2 separate regions of the Homo sapiens genome follow, and region 1 is linked to region 2. A link is an interaction called in ENCODE POLR2A ChIA-PET data of the cell type or tissue named here. Cell type or tissue: MCF 10A. All regions are shown on one strand. Links, peaks and the distances in the headings refer to the core of each region. The heading gives the core; the rest is flanking DNA.

Region 1 (11,242 bases), core at 1-8,000, 72 kb after region 2:
GATGTTAGATGAGGCTGGGCGTGGTGGCTCATGCCTATAATCCCAGCACTTTGGGAGGCCAGGGTGGGCGGATCACTTGAGATCAGGAATTCAAGAGCAGCCTGGCCAGTATGGCAAAACCCCATCTCTACCAAAAATACAAAAATGAGCTGGACATCGTGGCGCCCGCCTGTAATTCCAGCTACTTGGGAAGCTGAGGTGGGAGAATTGCTTGAACCCAGGAGGTGGAGGTTGCAGTAAGCCAAGATCACGCCACTGCACTCCAGCCTGGGCGACAGAGTGAGACCCTGTCTCAAAAAAAGAAAAAAGAAAAAAAGACGTTAGATGAAGAGATATCTGCACTCCACTCCATGTTCACTGCAGCCAAGATGCGGAAGCAACATAAGTGCCTGTCAGCAGATGAGTGGATCAGGAAAACGTAGTATATACGCACAATGGAGTAATATTTAGCCATAAAAACAAACAAAATTCTGTAATTTGCAACAGCGTGGATGAACCTGGAGGACATTAGACTGCGTGAAAGAAGCCAGGCACAGAAAGACAAATACTGCCTGATCTCACTTATATTTGAAATCTAAAAAGTGTGGAACTCAATGGTGTGAACCCGGGAGGCGGAGCTTACAGTGAGCCAAGATCGCACCACTGCACTCCAGCCTGGGCGACAGACCGAGACTCCATCTCAAAAAAAAAAAAAAAAATGTGGAACTCATAGAAGCAGAGAGTAGAATAGTGATTACCAGAGGCTTGGGGAGGGAGTGGATGGGGAAAGGGGAGCTATTGGTCAAAGGTACAAAGTTTCAATTAGACAGGAGGAAAAGTTTTAGTGATCTATTGCACAGCACCATGACTATGGTTAATAATAATGTATTGGCCAGGTGCAGTGGCTCACGCCTGTAATCCCAGCACTTTGGGAGGCCGAGGCAGGCGGATCACAAGGTCAAGAGCTCGAGACCATCCTGGCCAACATGGTGAAACCCTGTCTCTACTAAAAAGACGAAAATTAGCTGGGCGTGGTGGCACGCGCCTGTAGTCCCAGCGACTTGGGAGGCTGAAAGGCAGGAGAATCGCTTGAACCTGGGAGGTGGAGGTTGTAGTGAGCCAAGATCACGACACTGCACTCCAGCTTGGTGACAAGAGTGACATTCTGTCTCAAAAAAAAAAAAAAAAAAGATAAATAATGTCGTGTGTGTGTGTGTGTGTGTGTGTGTGTGTTTAAATTTATAGAGACAGGGTCTCCCATTGTTGCCCATTCCTGGCTTCACGTGATCCTCCTGCCTCAGCCTCCCAAAGGGCTAGGATTACAGGTGTGAGCCATTGTGCCCAGCCAATAATAATGTATGATATATTTCAAAATTGTTAAATGAATCGGTTCTAAATCTTTCCACTACAAAGACATGATAAGTATGTGAGGTGATAGATACACAGCTGGTTTAGTCATTCTACTATGTTATATACATATTATAACATTGCACTATACACTGTAAATATATACAATTATTATTTGTCAATTTAAAAAAGACCATAGTGGCTACGCACAGTGGCTCACGCCTGCAATCCCAGCACTTTGGGAGGCTGAGGTGGGAGGATCTCTTGAGCCCAGGAGTTTGAGACCAGCCTAGGCAACACGGGGAGACAAAAAATACACTTAAAAAAAAATTAGCCAGGCATGGTGACAAACACCTGTACTCCCAGATATTCAGGAGGCTGAAGTGGGAGGACCGCTGGAGCCTGGGAGTTTGAGGCAGAAGTGAGCCATGATCGTGCCACTGCACTCTAGCCTGAGCGAGAGAGTGACACCCTGTCTCAGAAAATAATAAATAAATAAGACCTTAGGGAATGAATAAAATATAATGAAGTGACTGCATACAATTGCCATCCATCCATCCAACAAAGGCTTCTTGACTTCCCATTCATGTGTGGGGTCCCCTTTGTCTCTAATCTGGAAGGACTTCTCTGTCTGCTTCACCATGTGTGTTACAGCTAAACGCTGGCCATCAGCTAATGCCCAGATATAACTGGCTCGCTGTCAGTCCTAACACAGGCACCGATCCAGTGAGCCCTCAGTGAGCCGTGTTGAAAACAGTGGTCAGTAGTTAAGCATCGGCAACTCTAAGTGCCTCGTTAGCCTTCTTAGGTGTCTGGGTGGGGAAAAGAGGAAGAAGGGGAGTGGAGAGGTAAGGGGGAGGAATGAAGGGGAGATGATGCCTGGAAAGACCCCAGTGCATTCCGTGGTGACCCCTGGCTTGCAGGTGAGCCCACCTCCTCACCTCCCCCTGCCTGTGTGGCCTGCATTCCAGCCACCCCGGGATCCCTCACAGTTCCTCAGGGGCACCCAAGGGTGCTTCCAGTCCTCTGTGCTTTTACTCATGCTGCTTCCTCTCTATGCAAATTGCCCATGTATTTTACCATCTGATTTTTTTTTTTTTTTTTTTGAGACAGAGTCTTGCTCTGTTGCCCAGGCTGGAGTGCAGTGGCGTGATCTCGGCTCACTGCAACCTCCGCCACCTGGGTTCAAGCGATTCTAGTGCCTCAGCCTCTCGAGTAGCTGGGATTACGGCACGCCACCATGCCCGGGTAATTTTTGTATTTTTAGTAGAGAGGGGGTTTTACCTTGTTGGCTAGGCTGGTCTGGAACTCCTGCCCTCAGGTGATCTGCCTGCCTGGGCCTCCCAAAGTGCTGGGATTACAGGCGTGAACCACCGTGCCTTGCTACCATGCTATGTATTTTCTCTTATTCGTTTAAAAACTTCATTCTGAAAGGGATCTGCAGGCTTTATCAGCCTGCCACGAGAAAGGCCAAGAGCCCCGACAGGTAACACCAACCATCTCAAGCCAGCAATCAGGACGGCCAGGCCCACACAGCAGGCACAAGTCCAAGCTCAGTTTATGGTAGGGTCCGCTCCTCACCCCTACCCTCCAGGCAAGGAGGAAGCCCGCCATGAGGCAATGTGCTCAGCTGTGCGCTTCCCCTTACTCTAACTCCTTTTTTCTCCTTTGTCTATTTTTAAATTATTGGAGTTTTTCTTGAATAGTTTAAAAATCAAAATAATAAAAACAGGTATAAACTGAGAAGTCCCGCTTCTGCCTCATCCCTCATGCCTCCTATTGGTAAAATTTATATCATCTTTCCACTGTGTCTTTGTGCAAATATATATTCTTATTTCCATCCTCTTTCTTTTCTTCTTCTTCTTTTTTTTTTTTTTTTTTTTTTGAGACAGGATCTTGCTGTATCGCTCAGGCTGGAATACAGTTGCTCAATCACAGCTCACTGCAGCCTCAAATTCCTGGGCTCAAGCAATCCTCCTGTCCCAGCCTCCCGAGTGCCTGGGACTACAAGTGTGCACCACCATGCCCCGCTAATGTTTTTAAAAACCTTTTTTTGTAGAGACAGGGCCTAGCTATGTTGCCCAGGCTGGTCTCGAACTCCTGGGCTCAAGCAATCCTCCCACCTTGGCCTCCCAAAGTGGTGGGATTACAGGTGTGAGCCACTGCTCCTGGCCCTCTCCTTATGTATGTGGAATGCCATATGAACCTTCAGTATCTTGCACGTTTCTCACTTAGCAATATATCTGGAAATATTTCCACATACTAGAGCACCTCATTCTGTTCTATGTCTGCTCAGAACTCCACCGTGTGGGTGGACCACAGCTTATTCCCTCGGTTCCCTTTTGCTGGACACTGGGTGGGTGGCCTCCTATCATTTGCTATTGTAAAGCAATGCTGCAAAGAAACACGTGTGCCTATGCCATTTCATACACATGCAGAAGTATCTGTGGGAGAGATTCCCAAAGTGACACTGCATTGTCAAAGCGTCAGTTCTTCAGTGATTTTTAGAAAACATTGCCAATTTCCCCAACAGGAGGACTGAATCATTGCCTGCTCCCTGGCAACGTGGGAGAGTGCCTGTCTCACAGCAAGGCTCTGAATTGCGACCCTTGTCTGTAGCGACAGATGGCAAAGCCCTGGAGAAGCAGACACGCTGCTCAGAACTTTACCCTGCTTCCTTATTGCAGAAATTAAGAATTTTTAAACAAAATTATTTGCTTTTTCGGTACCTAGCTGTACTCAGTACAAAGGCATGGGGGGAGGAGTTTGTAAAGCGTGTTGCCAGGTAAATCCCTGTTATTTAAATTCTGTCTTCCCAATATCTCTAGAATCAGTTAATGCACCAGAAAATGTATGATATCTGGAGCCAACAGTTTTTCCAATTAAATGATTTTCTGATTCTAGCTGTACTTTGTTGACTAAAGAGATTCGGTCATTTTTCCCTTCCTGTAAAATGTAAGGTTGGAATTAGATATCTCTTCTGGATCTTTCTAGCTCAAACACTCTGAAAAAAATATATTTTTTGAGACAGGGTCTTGCTCTGTTGCCCAGGCTGGAGTGCAATGGTGTGATCGTGGTTCACTGTAGCCTCGAACTCCTGGGCTCAAAGTCATGATCCTCCTACCTCAGCCTCCTGAGTAGCTGGAACTATAGGCGTGAGCCACTACACTTGGCTAATTTTTATTTTTTAGCAATGGGGTCTCACTATCTTGCCCAGGCTGGTCTCGAACTCCCAGGCTCAAGCAATCCTCCTGTGTGGTCCTCCCAAAGAGCTAGGATTACAGGTGTGAGTCACTGCACCCAGCTAATTTTATTTTATTTTTCTTAGACAGTGTCCCACTCTATGGCCCAAGCTGGAGTACAGTGGTGTGATCATAGCTCACTGTAGCCTTGACCTCATGCTCAAGCGATCCTCCCCCCTCAACCTCCCAAGTACCCAGGACTACAGTCATGGGTCACCACGTCCAGTTAATTTTTTTTTTTTTTTTTTTTTTGAGACAGAGTCTCGCTATGTCACCCAGGCTGGAGTGCAGTGGCACGATCTTGGCTCACTGCAAGCTCCGCCTCATGGGTTTACACCATTCTCCTGCCTCAGCCTTTCAAGTAGCCGGGACTACAGGCGCCCGCCACCACGCCCAGCTAATTTTTTTGTATTTTTAGTGGAGATGGGGTTTCACCGTGTTAGACAGGATGGTCTTGATCTCCTGACCTCATGATCCGCCTGCCTCGGCCTCCCAAAGTGCTGGGATTACAGGCGTGAGCCACCGCGCCTGGCCACATCCAGCTAATTTTTGAATTTTTTGTAGAGACAAAGTCTTGGTATGTTGCCCCAGCAGAACTTGAACTCCTGCCCTCAAGTGATCCTCCCACCTCGGCCTCCCAAAGTGCTGGGATTATAGGTGTGAGCCACTGCACCTGGCCAGCTTTTTCTTTTTTCTGCATGTTCCTGTCAGTTCCATTCAAGGTAGGCCCTGAGACCGCCTGTGGCAGATGCTGGGTGCTGCAGCCAGGGTGCCAAGGTGGAGAAGGGTCCTGAGGCGTTCACAGTGAGCAGGAGTCATGGACGCAGTCACCTGTTGGCTACCTGACGTGCACTCTGATGGAGGCAGATACACACACACACACGCATGCATGCACACACACACATGTGCAGGCACACACACACAGAGCTACACTAGCAGGACAAAAATGAGGGAGTGATTGATTATATCTCAGGAATTTGACATAAAACCCTAACAAAGAGGTTGAGAGAACAACCTGAAGCCACGAGGACAAGGAGGAGACATCTGTTGCTATAATGCTTGTTTGGAAAACGTGAATTTGGGCCAGGCATAGTGGCTCACGCCTGTAATCCCAGCACATTGGGAGGCCAAGTTGGGAGGATCACTTGAGGTCAGGAGTTTGAGACCAGCCTGGCCAACATGGTGAAACTCTGTCTACTAAAAATACAAAAAATTAACCAGGCATGGTGGCTCACACCTGTAATCCCAGCTACTCAGGAGGCTGAGGCAAGAGAATCGCTTGAACCCAGGAAGTGGAGGAAAGAGTGAAACTCCATCTCAAAAATAAAATAAAAATAAAAAAATAGGCCAGGCATGGTGGCTCATGCCTGTAATCCCAGCACTTTGGGAGGCCGAGGCGGGTGGATCACAAGGTCAGGAGATCAAGACCATCCTGGCTAGCATGGTGAAACCCCATCTCTACTAAAAATCCAAAAAAAAAAAAAAATTAGCTAGGCGTGGTGGCGGGTGCCTGTAGTCCCAGCTACTTGGGAGGCTGGGGCAGGAGAATAGTGTGAACCCGGAAGGTGGAGCTTGCAGTGAGCCAAGATCATACCACTGCACTCCAGCCTGGGTGACAGAGCAAGACTCTGTCTCAAAACAATAAATAAATAAATAAATAAAATTTAAAAATAAAAATAAACTGGCATGTAATCTTTATTCCATCAAAGTTCATGGATCCCATGAATTCTAGTCAACAAATTCTGATTAAAATTATCTGTCCAACAAATCCATAGAGACAGAAAGTAGATTGTGGTAACCAGTGGCTGTGGATGTGGGGTCTCCTTTTGGGGTGATTAAAATATTCTAGAATTAGATAGCGGTAGTGGCTGCACGATTTTATTAATATGATTTAAAAAAAACCACCAAATTGTACACTTTAGAAGGGTGAATTGTATGTAAATAATAAAATGTGAATTCTGTCTCTCTTTTTGATATAGGGTCTCACTCTGTCACCCAGGCTGGAATGCAGTGGCAAGATCATGGCTCACCACAGTCTTGACCTCCCAGGATCAAGTGATCCTCCTACCTCAGCCTCCTGAGTTGCTGGAACTACTGGTGCATGGCAGTGTGTCCAGCTAATTAAAAAAAATTTTTTATTTTGTAGAGGTGGGGTTTTTCAATGTTGCCCAGAGTGGTCTCAAACTCCTTGGCTCAAGTGATCCATCTGCTTTGGCCTCCCAAAGTGCTGGGATTACAGGCATTAGCCACCATGGCTGGCCTATATCTCAATTAAAAAAATGTATTTTAAAGAAATAGCTGCCAAAGAATGACTAGAAAAGTCATAAAGGTTCTCCCCAGACACAGGGGAAGAAGCAGCCTCACTGCATACATTTAAAGGGATAGCTAAGCACCAAAATAGTTTTGTCATTAAAAACCTTCCTCTGCCCCAATATAAATGCAACGCTTCACTAATGCCTCAGAGACAGCTTGTGAAGAAGAAATCTTCCTAGGAAACACCAGAGTCCATCACGGTTTCCACTTTGAAAAGTTTATATGGCACACATGGTATACTTTGAAAAATTTCTAGTTTTGGATCCTGTTCTGCTTTAAGGTAATCTCTGCAACTACCTGTTTAGGCTCATGGCAGTGAGCATCTTGATTCTAAAATGATTAATGTTCTAGTTTTGGATCTATTCGCGGCACATAGAAACTGCTCCAGGGAACTCTGAATCTAACAAAATACCAATCTGAAGGACTAAGCAAGAATTGCCATCAGAGAGCATTTCGTGAAATAAGGCAAAGATGTTTGCTCCCCTGCTTCTATTCAACACTCATCTGGAGGTCCTAGCCAGAGCAGTAAGGGAAGAAAATGAAATAAGGCATAAATATTGGAAAAAGGAATAAAACTGTCTCTATTCATGAATGACATGATTGTGTAGAAAATCCTAAGGAATCTACAAAAAAACTACTAGAATAGGCTGGGTGTGGTGGCTCACGTCTGTAATCCCAGCATTTTGGGAGGCTGAGGCGGGCGGATCACAAGGTCAGGAGATGGAGACCATCCTGGCTAACACGGTGAAAGCCCGTCTCTACCAAAAAATGCAAAAAATTAGCCGGGTGTGGTGGCGGGCGCCTGTAGTCCCAGCTACTCGGGAGGCTGAGGCAGGAGAATGGCGTGAACCCGGGAGGCGGAGCTTGCAGTGAGCCGAGATCGCGCCACTGGCACCAAGGCCTGGGCGACAGAGCGAGACTCCGTCTCAAAAAAGAAAAAAAAAAACCTGTTAAGTTGGAAGTAATCAAAATTTTAAATTTCGCTTTTTAAAAGACACTGTTAAGAAAAGCCAGGCCAGGCACAGCGGCTCACGCCTATAATCCCAGCACTTTGGGAGGCTGAGGCAGGAGGATTGCTTGAACCCAAGAGTTTGAGACCAGCCTGGGCAACATTGTGGGACCCTGTTTCTACAAAAAATAAAAACATCAGCTGGGTGTGGTTTCGTGTACGTGTAATCCCAGCTACTCAGGAGGCTGAGGTGGGAAGATCACTTGAGCCTGGGAGTTGGAGGTTCAAGTTGGCCCTGCATTCCAGCCTGGGTGACAGAGCAAGACTGTCTCTAAAAAACAAATAAATAAGCTGAGCATGGTGGCTCATGCTGATAGTCCCAACACTTTGGGAGGCTGAGGCAGGAGGATTACTTGAGGCCGGGAGTTCAAGCAGCCTGGCAAACAGAGTGGGCATGGCAGTGCGTGCCTGTGGTCCCAGCTACTTGGGAGACTGAGGTGGGAGGATTGCTTGAGCCCAGGAATTTGAGGCTGCAGTGAGCTGTGATCACGCCTGCGAATAGCTACTGCACTCCAGCCTGGGCAACAGAGGAAGATGCTGTCTCAAAAATAAATAAATACACAAAATTAAAATTAGGCCGGGCAGGGTGGCTCATGCTTGTAATCCCAACACTTTGGGAGGCCAAGGCAGGTGGATCACTTGAGGTCAGGAGTTCGAGACCAGCCTGGTCAACATGGTGAAACCCCGTCTCTAATAAAAATGCAAAAATTAGTGAGGCATGGTGGCAGGTGCCTGTAATCTCAGCTACTTGGGAGGCTGAAACAGGAGAATTGCTTGAACCCAGGAGGCAGAGAATTGCAGTGAGCTGAGATCGTGCCATTGCACCCCAGCCTGGGCAACAAGAGCAAAACTCAGTCTCAAAAAAAAAAAAAAAAAAATTAAAAGTCCATATCTGTTAGAGAGACATCATGATCATGAAATATTTATGAGTGACATGATATGATGCTGAGCTAAAATGCTTCCAAAGAAAACGTGTATGGATGGGGTAAGATAAAATCGATGGTGGTCAAAGGTGAGTGACCGTGCCATTCTTTCCACTTCAGTGCATATTTGAAATTTTCTTTCTTTCTTTCTCTCTCTCTTTTTTTTTTTTTTTTTTTTTTGAGGTGGAGCTTTGCTCATTGCCAAGGCTGGAGTGCAATGGCACAATCTCGGCTTACCATAACCTCCACCTCCGGGGTTCAAGCAATTCTCCTGTCTCAGCCTCCCGAGTAGCTGGGATTACAGGCATGTGCCACTATGTCCGGCTAATTTTGTATTTTTAGTAGAGACGGGGTTTCTCCATGTTAGTCAGGCTGGTCTTGAACTCCTGACCTCAGGTAATCCACCCGCCTCGGCCTCCCAAAGTGCTGGGATTACAGGCATGAGCCACCACGCCCGGCCTTGAAACTTTCTATAATAAAATTTGGTTTTTTAAAACATTTCCAGCTGGCCGTGGTGGCTCACGCCTGTAATCCTAGCACTTTGGGAGGCCAAGGTGGGTGGATCACTGGAGATCAGGAGTTTGAGACCAGCCTGGCCAACATGGTGAAACCCTGTCTCTACTAAAAATATAAAAATTAGCCGGGCATGGTAGAGTAGGCCTTTAGTCCCAGTTACTTGGGAGGCTGAGGCAGGAGAATCACTTGAACCCGGGAGGTGGAGGTTGCAATGAGCTGAGATCGTGCCACTGCACCTCAGCCTGGGCGACAAGAGCAAAACTCTGTACCCGCCCCCTCCAAGAAAAAAGTCCCCAAGAATTTATCTTCATATGCCCCAGATCATTAGAAAGAGGAAGTTTGGGTCCAGTGACATCTAAGTGTAACTTTTTCCTCCTTAAAACAAGCATGTTCCCTTTCCTCCCTAGAGACACAGAAACTCTCCCTCTAACAGAAAGGCCGCCCTGCCGGTGATATTTGCACACTGGTGTTCAGTGGTGTGTTTGGATGTGACAAATATAGTCAAGAGAAAATGAAACGCATACATTTGTGGCACTGCCAGTGAGATTCTCATGGCTGATGGGCAGCAGTGTGCTCAGCTCCAGGTCCGTCACCATCTGACGAGATTCCGCCAGCAAACGCTGGAGCTTGCTCGTGGGCGAGAAATCATCCTGGGAGGGTAACACAATTGAAGCCTACAGGAAATTAAGAGGCACCTTTAAATGCTTAGGTTTACAAACACAAATGCTAACTACCTAGGAATATTGTTTTCTTTTTTCTTTCTCTTGCTCTGACGCCCAGGCTGAAGTGCAGTGGCACAATCACAGCTGATTGCCTCAAGCTCCTGGGCTCGAGTGATCCTCCTGCCTCAGCCTCCTGAAAAGCTGGGACCATAGGTGTGTGCAACCACACCGAGCAATTTTTTTTTTGGTAGAGGTGGGATCTCACTATGTTGCCCAGGCTGGTCTTGAACTCCTGGCCTCAAGTTACCCTCCTGCCTCGGCCTCCCAAAGTGCTGGGGTTATAGGCGTGAGCCACTACACCCGATCACCTGTGAATATTTCTTTGTCTTTAGGTGTTACAAAGCAAAGCTGGACATCAAATAGTAGAATAAGAATAACTAAATTCATTCCTTTTCTTTCTTTCTTTCTTTCTTTCTTTCTTTCTTTCTTTCTTTCTTTCTTTCTCTCTCTCTCTCTCTCTCTCTCCCTCCCTCTCTCTCTCTTTCTTTTTTTTTTTTTTTGAGACGGAGTCTCGCTCTGTCACCCAGGCTGGAGTGCAGTGGCATCATCTCGGCTCACTTCAAGCTCCACCCACCTCAGCCTCCCAAGTAGCTGGGACTACAGGCACCCACCACCATGCCTGGCTAATTTTTTTTTGTATTTTTTAGTAGAGACGGGGTTTCACCACGTTAGCCAGAATGGTCTCAATCTCCTGACCTCGTGATCTGCCTGCCTCAGCCTCCCAAAGTGCTGGGATTACAAGTGTGAGCCACCGCACCCGGCCTCTTTTTTTTTTTTTTGAGACGGAGTTTTGCTCTTGTTGCCTAGGCTGGAGTGCAATAGTGTAACCTCAGCTCACTGCAACCTCCACCTCCCGGGTTCAAGTGATTCTCCTGCCTCAGCCTCCCGAGTAGATGCGGCTACAGTTGCCCGCCACCACACCTGGCTAATTTTGTATTTTTAGTAGAGACAGGGTTTCACCATGTTGGCCAGGCTGGTCTTGAACTTCTGACCTCCAGTGATCCATCCGCCTCGAACTCCCACAGTGCTAGGATTACAGGCGTGAGCCACTGCACCCAGCCCCCTTTATTTCTTAGAACCTACTCAGTTAAATAATTTGACTTAAACAGAACTTACTACAGCTAATGAAGTAACACCCATGCGATAAAAGAATCCTAGGCATTGGTTAACTCTCCTCAACCAACTTGTCAA
Region 2 (8,000 bases), core at 1-8,000:
GAATGGGAATTTGGGGATTAGAGTGCTATCGTTGGGTCTAGGCGGAAGAGGACGGAACTGGGGGGATCTGAGATTGGTTTGGTCGGAGGAGCGGGGAGAGTAATAAGGGCTGAGTCGGAGGCGAGGATTAGGGGTGACTGAGGGGGACCAAGAGCTAGATCTGGTAGAGGTTGGGGGGTTTCCTTTGAGAGGAAAGGTTGGGGACAACCAGGGGGACTGAGGCAGCTATAGGGGATCAGAGTAGGTTTTGGGGGACTGAGTGGACTATCCAAATAGGACTCTTAGGAGAGGATTGAGGGTTCCAAGATGGGTTCGGGAGGCTGAGGGTCTGTAGCTGAGTCTATGAGGTGGTTCTGAGGCTCTTTAAGGGTTGGGCGAGGGTCCCCAGCCCAGGGTTTGGAGGCAGGAGTCCATGGTCATACCATAGCCAGGGTAAGGTTTGAAGGTTCCATGTATCTAAGGGGTCCCAATAATGCCCCTGGAGTCTGACTTCTTTTGAAGTGGCCCCAGCAGAGTTACGGGAGTTCGTGGATGGGCCTAAGGGTGGCGACAGGATACGTTTTTCTGTAAGGGTTGCCCCCTCCACCGAGGAAGGGAAGGTGGGAAATTTAGTGTGGCTGGCTTTGTACCACTGCGTCCCACGTGTCTGGGACTAAGGAAGGTTCCTGGAGCAGTTTCAGGAAGAAGTTAAAATGGGGGTTTGGGGCTGGCTGCCAACCCTCACCTCTGAGAGTCAAGCCTTGCCCAGCCCCTGGAAGGCATGTGCCAGCTCCTGTTTCTGGTTATCTTCCTTCACACCTTGAGGTGTGGTTTGCTCTCGGGTAACTGACTTCATCCTTGCAGATTTGCAGTGTGTGCTCCCTTTCTCTCAACCCATTTGGACTCATTCTCGGAAAGTCTGATCTTTTGGGTCTGGTTCTCCTCCAGGCAGGTGGGCCCAGGCTAATCCCAGCTCTTCCTGGCCCACCTACCACTCCTTTATGTCTCTGAAGTCTGAGCCTTCCCACGCCTACAGTGCTGAGCCTCTCACCCAGGAGCCCGTGTGGGGGCTTTTGGCTTTCTTTCCGAAGAGGGATTGTTCAGCACCAAGCCAGCCCCCTTAAAAGAGAGCTTGTATGGAGGTTGCACATTCAAAATCCCTGGAAAACCCTCAACAGATCATTGTCCGGAGCTACAGAGAGGCCACTGTAGTAAGATGGTATCAGTCTTTCCATTAATACACCCCTTGTATTCATGGGCTTTGTAACTTGACACATAATAACGTTGCTCCAAGATGCAGTGTACCCCGTTTATGGTCTCCATGTGGCACCTTCCATTTTGGAGAATAATAAGTGATAAAATCCATCCTTCTTAGCTGAATGAGTTTCATGTCTCCAAAGAAAAAATCTTTGCTTAGTTTCTCTGCTTTTCAGTTGCTGGGAGACCTTTTGTTGATTGTCAGCAGGGTTTTTCTGGTTTAATAATAAAATGATAGGTATATTTTTCTAATGTGTAACACTGCCTACAAGTTATTTTGGTATATGTGACTATTCTGTTGCAGTAAGAACTGAGTACTGTAGCTTTGTTGGTGGAACATTAATAGAAATAAACTGCCTTTAGTGGAGGGAAGCTTGTGGAAAGAATCAAGTTCATTCTGTTCACTTGGAGGCTGTTAGGGACAACCTCACCTGTTTCCTCTACCTCAGAACCTGAAGATTATTTTTTAAAGAGAAAGGTAAATTCATCTGGCAGGATTTTTTTTTTTTTTTTTTTTTTTTGAGTAAAAGTGACCTTCATACCTGAATACCCAAGAGAAGTATTGAGGCCTGAGCGACTCCACTTGATAAGCCTGCATAGTTCACATTAAATTACTCAGCAGTAGTTTGCTTTTCTGGGTGTAGTGCTTTTAAAACAAGGAAACAACTTGAAAACCAAAATACCTTAGCTCACCTAGCGAGGATCACTGTCAATCCTGTCGTCCTGGTCATGTGTGGTGTGCCTTTCTCGGAATGGGTGTAATGTGAACCGAAATTTTTGGTCATGGTAGTTTCACTCATCTGGTAATGCTATGCATTGGCTTATGTTGGGGGTAATTGTGAGACACAATAGAAGAAAATATTTTATGAACTGTTGACCAAATGGAACATTTGTGATGGCGTGTTAAAGAACATTCTGGTTTTGGAATCACACACTCCAGACTGGACTTGGCCGCTTCCCAGCTGTGTGATTGCAGGCAAGTCACTTCACCTGCCTGAGTATCTGTTGGAAAAGGATAATATGACAGTAATACCTATTTCATAGAGTGAGGATCAGGTGAGATGATGCCTATTAGTACTTAACACAGCCCATCAGTAGGGCTCAATAAAAAGTAATTGCAATAATTAATCACTTATATTAATAGTTCTCTTTTTGAAAGATGACTGACAATCATTAATACCAGATCATCCTGAAAGTTACTAGGATCCCATTTCAAGAATGTTGAGTAAATTATGATTTGCAATTAGCCTAAAAAACATTTACCTTTTCCTTTTTTTTTTTTTTTGAGAAAGGATCTTGCTCTGTTGCCCAGCTGGAGTGCAGTAGTACAATCTCAGCGCACTGCAACCTCTGCCTCCTGGGTTCAAGTGATTCTCGTGCCTTAGCCTCCTGCGTAGCAGGGCTCACAGGTGTGCGCCATCACACCCAGCTAATTTTTGTATTTTTAGTAGAGACGGAGTTTCAGCATGTTGGCCAGGCTGGTTTTGAACTCCTAACCTCAGGTGATCTGCCTGCCTCAGCCTCCCATAGTGCTAGAATTAAAGGCGTGAGCCACCGCACCCCGCTGCCACCGGCTAATTTTTTATTTTTGTTTTTTTGTAGAGATGGGGTCTTGCTATGTTGCCTCTTGAATTCCTGGCCCTAAACCATCTTCCTGCCTTGATTTCCCAAAGTGCTGGGATTACAGGCATGGGCCACCACGCCCAGCCAAACATTGATCTTTCTGTGGTCAAAATGATTATGTATTTGAGTAGGTATAGGGTGAAATGGTAAATATAACAGGCCTTTCCCAGCATAGAATTTCTTAACCTGAACCAAAGGATTTCTTTTTTTTTTTTTTTAATTGGCAGAAGGAAGTGTTTTAAATTGTAGAGTAAGGCTTCTTTAAGCCTGAGGGGATATTTTGTGGAGGCTGGAAAATGTGGCTAGGTTTTGAAGGCATTCACTGTTAGGTTTAAGTGCAGCTGTTCATTATGCGTCACTTACATTGTTTTAATTGTGGCGTGTGAGTTTCAGTGCAGTTTAAGTAGTGAACATGATTTCGGAGCTACGGTCCTCATTTTCTGGGCCTGTGTGTCAGTTTCTCTCTTCCTGTTCCTCCTGTTCATTATGCAATTCCCTAAATGTAGTATATCCTTCATGATCTTATTCTCTTGTCTGTGCTGCAGGCTAATGTTTCATATGCATGTATTTTATTTTTATTTAAAGTTATTTTTACATGGCAGTGGAATGTGCCTTCATCTGTCAACATTAACCCCATTGGACTTGCAGGGCACTCCCTTAAAAGGAACTGTCGCTTAGGGGATTAGGCAACTAAACCGGACCTCTTGAATTACTTCACTGTGCTTTCTGAGGAAATGCTGATTGGTTACTGCTAAAGATTCCACTAACAATTCAAATTGGGGATCTTTGTTCCCATGGCATGAAAATGCCCATGCCCGCATGCAAAAATGCTGAGGGTCTGAAAGACAGGTTGTTTTGTGGAAAGTAAAGAGCTCTGGTCTGGAAGAAGCTGTTTCCCTAAGGCGTGTTCGGGTGTGATTTGTGTGGGGGGCTGAAAGCTACTGCATGAATCATAATGGCTCATTGAAATGTATTGACCTTGCTTTAAATCCAGGGACCGGCTCCCAAACACACTCTGAATGCTGGTGAGACTGTTTTAGAAGCTAAGATTTGCACTCTTGAGTATAATACTACTGGAGTTTGTTTTTATCCATGTTTTATAATCATTATGTACGTGTAAAGGCTTCAACTTTTACGTTTAAATCTTTTCCATGGACCTTTTACATGAGTAAAAAATTACTGTGCCTAGGAATATGTACTGAAATTCAGTTGTATGTCATTTTATCCTTAAGTGAGGCATCAAGATTTCATGGAAAGCACGGAGCTGAGTTGTGTGACTTTAAGTGACTTAAACCCTGTGCTTCAGTTTCCTCAACTGTTAAAGGAAGGATAATATGCCTATCTTTTAGAGTACTTGTAAGGCTAAATGTCACAACAGAAATGGTACAGAGGAAGCATTCAGTAGAGGCCAGCTCCCTTTTATTAAGATGCAATTTTCAGAATATGTAGACTGGCTTAGATGAAATTTGATCAATTTATTTAGTTGCTCTTCTGCGTTTGCTAAAAGTGCAGTGGTGGGTGGCATCACACAGTGGTCGGAGTCAGAACTGGCTTTTGATACCAGTAGTTGACCTTTGACAAGTATTTAGTCTTTTTAATTGTAGTTACCTCACTGGAAATTAAGGAGAAAATAACAATAACCTTTTTCATAGCATTGTTGGGTAGATTAAATGAAATAAGTAAGATGCCTAATATGATACTTAGCACAGAGTGAACACTTGGTAAATAGTTATTGTTAGCTAAAAGGCGTAGTTTCCTTGATGCCCAAATGGAAGATTCCATTTCAGTTCCACAGCTCTTGAACACTTCCCTGTGCAGGGCATTGTAAGGGATAGATACACAAGTAGGACATAATTGCTAGATTATAATTTGGGAATAAACTAAATACAGAAATGTCTACAATACAAGAGGGAATAGGGAGTTTGTTAGGGAAGATGAAGGGCTCTAGAGGTAGATGGTGGTGATGGTGGCATAATAATATGAATGTACTCGGTGCCACTGAACTGTCAACTGTTCTCTTAGAAATGATTACGATGGAAAATTTTATGTATATTATACCACAGTTTTTTGAAAAAGAGAATAAGAAAAAGGCCAGGCTGGGTGCAGTGGCTCACACCTGTAATCTTAGCACTTTGGGAGGCCGAGGTGGGAAGATTACTTAAGCCCCGTAGTTTGAGACCAGTCTGGGCAATATGGCGAAACTCCATCTCTACAAAAAATAAATTAGCTGGGCATAGTGGCACACACCTGTAGTCCCAGATATTCAGGAGGCTGAGGTGGGAGGATTGCCTGAGCCTGGGAGGTTGAGGCTGTGGTGAGCCATGATCATGCCACTGCACTTCAGCCTGGGTGACAGAGTGAGGCTGTCTCAAAAAAAAAAAAAAGCCACGTGTGAATTCTAAATGACATTGAAGTTCAGATGAAAAAGCTCTCTGGCTACATTAGGTTTCTGATGCAAGAGACAGACTTTTTTTGTTTTTGTTTTTTAACTTACGTTCCCACAAAACAAAAGAGACAGACTTGGTGGGTAGGTAAACGTTAAGAAAATAAATTATTAAATAGAATAATATCTACCAGAGGGCACAGAGAATAAGGAACTTTGTCTACCTGCTACCCAGCCGAGGAAGTAAACACTGCCAACCGGCGGAACCCCCCGCCTTGTGCTCTGCCCTCAGTGTGCTCTTCCCCATGTCCACTGTTGTGAATTATTTATTTCTCTAAGTAGGCTTTTGATGGACAAAAATGGGGGCTCAGGAGGAAGTGACACAGGCACAGAGGCAGGAAAGCAGGGATGGGTTGTCCGACGAGCGAGTTCTCGTCTACTTTGGCCAGATGGCATGTACTTGTGTGTAGAGAAATGACAAGAAATAGGGCTGGTGAGGGGGAGTGCCAGGGTGTGCGCCCCATGGTGGTTAATTTAGGAGGAAACAAGGAGCTTCGTGATGATTTTGGAGCAGAGAAGCAGTCGGATGAAACTGCTCTTTTTTTTTTTTTTTTTTGAGACCGAGTTTTGCTCTTGTCTCCCAGGCTGGAGTGCAATGGCACAATCTCGGCTCACCGCAACCTCTGCCTCCCGGATTCAAGCGATTCTCCTGCCTCAGCCTCCCAAGTAGCTGGGATTACAGGCACGCGCCACCATGCTCGGCTAATTTTGTATTTTTAGTAGAGATGGGGTTTCTCCATGTTGGTCGGGCTGGTCTAGAACTCCTGACCTCAGGTGATCCGTCCGCCTCGGCCTCCCAAAGTGCTGGGATTACAGGCGTGAGCCACCGCGCCCGGCCTGAAACTGCTCTTTAGGGAGGTTAATCTGTCAGCAAAGCGTGGGCTGGCTTGGCGTGGCAGGACCAGGTTGGCGGCGGAAGTGGAGGTTAGGAAGAAATTAGGATTTGAGCTAGGGCTCTGGGAGAGGTATTCGGACCAGCTGGCCCGACTCCCTTTCTCACTTCCCCTCTCCTGCTGACCTGAAGTGCTTTCCCCACCTCTGTCACAGGCACGTGGTCTCTTAGCTTCTTTGTATACCTCTCCTGTGGCACTTGACACACATTTTGTAAGTCACTTCCCTGTGTCCCCCACTGGCTTGGGGGCTGCATTTTGTCATGTTTGTCTTTTTGTCCTTGGCACCCAGCACAGTGCCTGGCACCCAGGATGTGCCTGGGTAGTGCTGCTGAGTGAGTGGTGATAACCGGGCTTCAAGTGGAAGTGAGTAGGAGACAGGGCTCTGGTGAGCGGGGAGGGGAGGGGCAGTGGGGGTGCAGGAGGGAGGGAGTCATTGAGGCCGGATTAGGCAGAGCATGAGGGATGGGCAGGGCTTTGTCCCGCAGGCAGTTGGAGTGTGGTTCTGGAGCTCAGGGTGAATGCTCTGCTTGGAGACAGAAATTCAAGCCACTCTCCTCCAAGTGCTTGTGGAAATCAAGGAGAATATAAAAGTTTGAAAGGCCACTAGGAGCTATTAGTGGGTTGGGAGAAGGAAAGAGCTGCCATCGAAGGGAGGGGAGAAACGAGAGAAACAAGTTGGATGACCTAACATCCTGTTAGAGACTGGCTGGAAGAGGAACCCAGAAGTAGACTGCACTGTTTGACCCTCACCGGTCGGTCGTATGCAGAGTGGTTGTGTTCTTGAGCTGAGGAATGCCGGCCTTGTTGCCTGTTTGGCTTTGATTACAGTATTTGTAGCAGAATGTTGCTATGGAGATTCATGCCAGGTACGCAGTGGGAGGTGATCTAGAAGACCGTGTGCCAGCCACTCGTAGGTAATCACTGGCGCTCAGAACATGCTGAGACAAGAGTTCTCGTTGGTTTATTTCCTTCCCCAGCTGTGTGAGTTTTCAGATTTCATCATTGGAAATGATGTCTTACCCAATGATACAAAAGCAGAGGAAATGCCTTTGTAGAATTTCTTCCAAGGGAAGAATGAAAGTAGAGAGGTGACTTAGCTTAGCTTTGTTGTCTCTAGAATACGTTACAGTGTGTCAAGGGAAGGCTTTTCAAAGTATTTGTCAAGGGATTGTGAGGAACGTAGTCCATTACTTTGTCAAAGAGTTTATGTGAAAAGTAGATATTTGAATAATTTCTTATATTTCAAGCAGCGTTACAGCTAATGTTTCTTTTAAATCAAACCTTTTATCTCCAAGGTTAACTAATGGCACCTCGAGGTTACATCTGCAGCCCAGTGTCTAGGATAGTAGAGGAACATAGTGCAAATTCATGTTTGTCATCAGAGCTGGGTGTGGTGGCTGACACCTGTAAATCCAGCTACTCCGAAGGCTGAGGTGGGAGGATCTCTTGAGCCCCATGAGTTTGAGACCAGCCTGGGCGACATAGTGAGACCCTGTCTAAAAGAAAAAAAACAAAAGTGGTCTAACATGTTTGCCATCAGACAGTAGTTTTCATTAATGTGAACATGACTGAGGTCAAGAAGTTTATTCATGTACCCAGCCTTTGCGGAGCATCTGTGGTGTGCCACTTGGGGGATGTGAAACCAGTAAACCACATAGTTTTCATCATTTAGGATCATGCAGGTGTACAGGGTACATGTGAAACAGTAGTGAGGCCCACACACTGGTGGGGGGAGATCCAGTAAGCCTTTGGAAGGTGGGGGGTCAGCAGGGAGTGTTTCCTGGAGAAGATGAATGACTCATAAG

Evidence for each region. Peaks named below come from ENCODE experiments on the same cell type or tissue, not always from the same donor. Only the 100,000 strongest peaks of a DNase experiment are listed, where the experiment ranks them.
Region 1: POLR2A ChIA-PET joins it to region 2 with 5 read pairs; 8 of 35 experiments call an interaction of 5 or more read pairs at or near these places.

What each region holds. Positions count from the first base shown.
Region 1 is chr12:122,812,031-122,823,272 of GRCh38, reverse strand. CCDC62 (coiled-coil domain containing 62) reads right to left here. Exons shown (of 13, transcript NM_201435.5): 11 at 9,854-10,003. Among named protein-coding and RNA genes, the nearest start is that of HIP1R, 18 kb to the left of the region's middle. RefSeq lists an enhancer at 9,596-9,675 and a silencer at 10,861-11,036. In MCF 10A, for the core only: no CTCF peak of the experiment used is centred there; no DNase peak of the experiment used is centred there.
Region 2 is chr12:122,887,581-122,895,580 of GRCh38, reverse strand. All of the region lies in intron 1 of VPS37B (VPS37B subunit of ESCRT-I), which reads left to right. Among named protein-coding and RNA genes, the nearest start is that of VPS37B, 4.5 kb to the left of the region's middle. RefSeq lists enhancers at 3,206-3,705, 3,706-4,207, 6,765-7,059, 6,438-7,154, 7,973-8,000. In MCF 10A, for the core only: no CTCF peak of the experiment used is centred there; DNase peaks (open chromatin) are centred at 730, 3,220, 3,580, 7,090 and 1 weaker place.